Linked DNA regions of Mus musculus: region 1 is linked to region 2. A link is a contact called in ENCODE POLR2A ChIA-PET data. All regions are on one chromosome and are shown on one strand. The core of a region is the stretch at or near the end of the contact, and the rest is flanking DNA. Distances in the headings are between cores, read along the strand shown.

The links. ChIA-PET counts read pairs that join two places held with the same protein, here RNA polymerase II (POLR2A).
Region 1: POLR2A ChIA-PET joins it to region 2 with 10 read pairs in embryonic stem cell. The contact joins the promoter of Jpt2 here to the promoter of Eme2 in region 2. POLR2A ChIA-PET finds 5 or more read pairs at or near these places in 3 of 5 experiments (Patski and embryonic stem cell).

Annotation. Positions count from the first base shown.
Region 1 is chr17:24,959,256-24,962,165 of GRCm38, forward strand. Jpt2 (Jupiter microtubule associated homolog 2) reads right to left here and starts at 1,368. Exons shown (of 5, transcript NM_198937.2): 1 at 1,313-1,368. The coding sequence starts at 1,356. Cramp1l (cramped chromatin regulator homolog 1) reads right to left here. Exons shown (of 21, transcript NM_020608.3): 21 at 1,971-2,910.
Region 2 is chr17:24,893,581-24,896,482 of GRCm38, forward strand. It overlaps Eme2 (essential meiotic structure-specific endonuclease subunit 2), which reads right to left and starts at 1,507. Exons shown (of 8, transcript NM_001163102.1): 1 at 1,241-1,507; 2 at 991-1,127; 3 at 551-643; 4 at 1-62. The coding sequence starts at 1,469. Mrps34 (mitochondrial ribosomal protein S34) reads left to right here and starts at 1,540. Exons shown (of 3, transcript NM_023260.2): 1 at 1,540-1,908; 2 at 2,082-2,124; 3 at 2,208-2,709. The coding sequence starts at 1,588. The coding sequence ends at 2,500.

The DNA of each region.
Region 1 (2,910 bases), core at 118-2,617, 66 kb after region 2:
CATTAATCACAGTAACACCAGTGGAGTGGAAGGTTCTAGGGCCAGATTAGTCAACTCAGACTTTAGGACCAAATCCATAATTCCAATTACTTTTTCCTTTTGTAGTACCCTTTAAATGTTTCAGTAGAAATACTCAAGTTATCGAGAAAATATAAGGGATATAGGCAAAGATGAAAAGCCAGAGTTCAAATGAACTATGGCACTGGAGAGAAAGAAAATATCGACGGTTGTCAGCGCTCCCAGGCCTCCCTGGAATGATGAGTTTCATAAGAACTAGGAACTAATGAGAAAATCTGGGACAAAGCCATGAGAAATAGACCGGGTGGGGGGTGACGTGTTCTTCATGGTTAGTAATTTTTGTGGATGAATGACAGTAATACCATAACGCTTTTACAGTTCAAACATCTCCAGCACAAGAAAATCCCTCTGCTGAGGAGACAAAAGACAGGGTTAGACGAAAGGAAACCCTGGAGTACAGACAGACCTTACAGACTCAGGCTTTGTAGCAATCAGTCGGACTATGTGCTGCTATCTTCTCCAACCTGCCTAAGTTGCCATCCAAAGCACGCTTTCTATCTAATATGGCCCAGACTGAGGCTTCCAATTGCGCTTCATTATCCAGTTAAGGTAGCTCCCCTTTCCCCCTCATCCCGCTATCAAGTGGGTATTTCCTCCTTTTCCTAAATTCCTCTCCATGGACGCCTACTCAACAATTAACTCCTGGAGCTCGTAAAGTCATTCGAACACCAGTTTCATTTTATCAACTCAAATGGGGATTTCCTCCTTTTCCTAAAATCCTCTCCATGGACGCCTATTCAACAATTAATTCCTGGAGCTCGTAAAGTCATTCGAACACCAGTTTCATTTGATCAACTCAAAGCAGATCAGACAGAAAGCCTAGAGGAAACTGTGTAGGGAAGGTCCCCGCCCAGGGTGTAGCAGTCAGTAGTGCATCCAACAAACACCTGGTCGTGGGTTGGGTCTGAGAACGCTGCCGCTACTCAGCCACATTCAAAGGTCGTCATGACCAACCAAACTGGACAAGGGAAGGGCTCAGGAAGCGGCAAACAGCTCGGAGCGCCCGGCTAGCGTCTGTCCTGAGCAAGCACTTCAGGAGAGCCACGTGTCTTAATCCCGCCGCCCGGTCTCCACTCCGCTCTAACCCCACAGCCTTCCTGCAAGGCCCTGCGGGAGAGCGCGCACAGTATCCTCAGGGGAGCCCCGCGCCACACCCACCGCACTTGTAGGGTCTCCCGCCCGCCACGTGGCTGCGGCTATGCGCCCACCCGGGCCCCAGCACCGGTCCGCGCACCTGGAACCCGACTTGCCAGCTTGGCTGTCCGCGCCCTGGAACATGTCGGCCGCCGCCCCGCGCTTTCACAGCCGCCGCGCGGCGGTTCCCGCTTGGTCCCGCGCAGGTACCCTGACCCGCCCAAGCCAGTTGGACGCCTCTCGCGCCAATCATGTCTCTGCAGCCTATCGTAGAGTCGTGCCCCACTCCTCCCTCCCGCCCCCAAGGAGAGGGAGGCTTGGAGGCCCGCATCGCGCTTACAGCCGATTGGCTGCAGGGGGCGCCTCTCATGGCCTCAGGCGTGGGCATTGGTTCACAGCTCGCCCCACCCCCAGCCAACACGCCTCCGCATGCGAATCCGCATTTTCTGGCCGACCTATCCCGGGCTGGATGGCACTAGGAAGTTTCTGGCCGGTGGTAGCGGAAGGCTTCTTTGGGGTTACAGCACCTTCGGGAGGAAAGGTTCATGGAAGCGCACAACATACCCATAACAGAAGCAGCGAATTCTGTAATGAATTCCGCATTCAGCGGTCACTCAATCGCTGAATCTCTGATGCCTACCTGTTTGCTCACCCTCACCTCCAGGGCACCTCCAGGCCTTAGAGCTCATCTCATTACACTGTGCCTGTTGGAATACCCTAAGCATACTGGCTTTGAAAGCAGGCACAAAAGACAGACATTAGATGAAGTATTAGTATGTATTTATGCACAATAAAAACATTTACAAGCCGAACTGGAAATTTTAGCCGAAGTTTTAACAGTTCTTGTTTATTAAATAACCAAAACACCTTTTATTCCCAAAAAATTGGTAAAGAATAAATAATGTAATTTACAATATGGTACAAAAAATAATCAGAAGGACAGGCATTCTGCTTTATACATACACTGTATATTTATAGTCTATAAAACAAATTCACATCTCAAGCCGGAAACCTCAGATGATATGGCTTAACGATTATCAAAGCAAACAGCACTGAGCTCTGCCTGCTGGGGGCACCCCTCCAGCCAGTGATCTTACGAAAGAATAAGGGTCTGGCTGGGGCAGTGCTTCCAAAACTGGACTGACCACACCAGGCTAGCCTCTGGGAAAGGTATACTGTGGGTTTCTTTCCTTTTTTAAAGTGTTTTTTTTTTTTTTTTAAATTAAGACAAAGTACGGTATTTCCTCATGAATGCATCTGGGAGATTTGTTTTTAAAGTACATAAAACAATTTCCTTCTAAACTTATTTTGACCATTTCTAATAATATGGTTTGGTTAAAAATGCTATTGAACTGAATGACACCTCCCCTAGCAGAGGCTATCACAAGGAATGAAAAAGAAGAGGAGGGTAGGAAAAAAGGTTGACCAACAGATGAAATGTCCCAAAGTCCCACTCCCTGAGCAAGTACTATGCCCGACAGGATCTATGGACTTCAGCTCGCCTGAGCATCTTCTCTAGGACACAATCCATGCCAAGCACCAAAGATACAGGTTCCCCATCTTTTAAAAAGATGAATCAACATGTCTAAGAAACATTAATATTAACAAAAGATTTTCTCAAAGAATGACCGCATGTAAGTCACACTAAGTTCCAATGAGGAGAGGAAGCCCGAGTGAACGCCAACCATCCAAACTGAT
Region 2 (2,902 bases), core at 257-2,756:
AGATGGGAGCGGGTGAGACTCTTGGGAGAAAGCCAGGGGATGGAGCAAGGTGGATCTGTGATCTGAAAGCAAGAATATCCCCATACTTGTTCACAGGAGGGCTTTGACGGCAGGCCTATAGCCACTGTTGTACCAGGGGAATGTTACCCAGCATGTGTTTGACAAACGTTGGCCCTTGGACAGCGACACCTGCAAAGCGTTTAGCAGAACTGTGCTCTAGGCAAATACCAGTTGGGCATTGTTACCTTTAAGTCTAGGGAATATAAGCAGCCAAGTGAGGGATTATTAGCTTTTGTAGACAGAGCCCACAGCCAGTGCCTACATTATACAGACACCATCAGCTAGAATTCTCAGTTCCTCCTCCATGCCTGGCCAGTTTGCAGTCAGGTCACTATTCTCCTAAAGGCTCTCTAACGCTCTGATGTCTGGAGCACGCAGCAGGCTTTCTCATCTCACCCTCAACACCTTGATGATCCTCGACAGAAGCTCCATCCCATCCCAGACTGTCAAAGGAGACCCATCAAATAAAGATAGGGCTTTTCCCCATTACCTGGGTCAGCTGCGCAGCACCCTGAAGAAATTCCTGGGGTTCCAGCAGCAGCAACTGTTCCTGCTCATTTTCAGCCTTCGCCTCCAGAGGCACCTATAGGGGATATCAGCTGCCCTGCTAACCACCAGTGTGAGCCCAGGGCTTCTCCCTGTGCTGGCCAGTCAGTCACCAGACACTATCAATAACCCTCCAGCTCCCGTGAAGTTCAGGCCAGTTGGGTCTGTTCCCTAGAAGTCCCTGAATACAAAAACTAGCCCAACTCCCATCCTCATTGCCAACAGGAGGTTATCTGGCAGCAGCTGAGTTCAGGTTTCTTGTGTTAAGAAATTCGACTTAGGCATCCTTCAGTTTTTTTCGCCTCCTGTGCTACCTCGCTAGCCAGAGGAAAAGTGAAACATGGATTAGGACTGGCACTGGGCTGGTCATAGGGAGACACTCACATTGCTGGGGGCCGGGTCGGGCCTGACAACGTTCCACTGCAGGCTGCGGGCCTGGTGCTGCGGTTCGATGCGGCATTCACAGCCTAGCGTGCCCAGCGCCTCCATCAGGATGTCAGAGCCTGCATCTTCCAGGACAGCTGGATCCCAGCAGGCACATTGAGTTATTCCACCATCTCCAGTGCGGACTAGTGGGTGACAACGCTACCCTGTCTGGTGGCTGGCCCCAGATTCCCAGCCCCCGTCCCCTCACCTGGGTCCACGCACACCACCAGTCGCCCCAGAACCTGATCTGCCCGTAAAGCCTTGGCTGCAGCTCTGCGCTCTCCTGCTGGACTCGGGGCTTGCGTGCCGACCTCCCTAGCGGGGACACCTTCACCGTCTGAGTCGGAAATCTCCCAGGTTTGAGGTCGCCGATGGCCGAGACGCAGGCCCCGACCGAGACGCGAGACCGTGACTCTCCCGGGACCAACCTCCGCCATAAGTCCTTCGTTCCTGAAGCTTCCGGACGTACCCGGATGCTTTTGTTCAGGACACCGGCCGCTTCCGGAACGGGAGAGCTCCTGAAGCGCAGATTTCCTGTGGAGTAAGGACACTGACATGGCGCGGAAGAAAGTAAGACCCCGGCTGATCGCTGAGCTGGCTCGCCGCGTGCGCGCCTTGCGCGAGCAGCGGAACCAGCCGCGAGATTCGCAGCTCTACGCCCTAGACTACGAGACGCTGACCCGGCCGCACTCCGGTCGCCGGCTGCCGGTACGCGCCTGGGCCGACGTGCGTCGCGAGAGCCGCCTCCTACAGCTGCTCGCCCGCCTCCCCTTGTTCGGCCTGGGCCGTCTGGTTACCCGCAAGTCCTGGCTGTGGCAGCACGACGAGCCATGCTACTGGCGCCTCACGCGTGTGAGGCCCGACTACACGGCGCAGGTGCGCTAGCTTCCTGTACTGCCCATTCTTGTTTCCACTTTCATTTTGCCCACCCTGGACTATACATCGGCTGGTTTCACCCACTCTGAGCCACCTGGGCATGTATGTCTCCCTTACCCACGTAACTTAGTGGCAGGGGCTGCATGTTGACAATCCTCCCTCTTGTTCTGCAGAACTTGGACCACGGGAGGGCCTGGGGCATCCTGACTTTCAAAGGTAAGGCTGGATGCTGGTTGGAGCCGGGGATGGTTCTCATATCATCCAGCCAGCAGGCAGTCAGCTTGTCTTCTTTCCTTCAGGGAAGAGTGAGGATACGGCTCGGGAAATCGAGCAAGTCATGTACCACGATTGGCGTTTGGTACCCAAGCACGAGGAGGAGGCCTTCACTGCGTTCACTGCGAAACCAGAGGACAGATTGAATTCTGTCCCCTATCCACCTCTGCTGCGAGCCATGATCCTCGCTGAACGGCAGAAAAACGGGGATACCAGCGTCCAGGAGCCGCTCCTGAACCTGGAGAGGACTCGAATGCGCCCCTGGGACTACCCTGCAAAACAGGAGACGAAAGGGAGGGCCAAGGGCACCCCAGTCTAACTGCCAGGACTGGCAGAGAGGTCCTGTGAGTCATTTGATGGACGAGTGCCTTTGACTGTGCTAGATCTTCACTTCGGTGGCGAGTTATATCCTACAGCCCTGACACATCAGGCAATGAATAATGGGGCAGATGACAGGCTGCTTGGTGTCATTTTCAGGCGGGCCCCTCTCTGATTCCTCGGTCTGGAAATAAACGCCAGGAAACAGCCTGTGTTGTGGTTTCATTACATGTGTACCGCAGGACAAGGGAGGAAAGGTGGCGGTATGGAGCAGAGCAGCAGGTGCTCCCGCACACTCAGGCAGGACTTGGGCGCCGAGACTGCGCTTTGGGCTCAAATGTGCTGGGATTGCAGAGCCCCAGGAGAGCCCGCGCCAAGAGGTCCTTTAAGGGAGGCCCCGCCC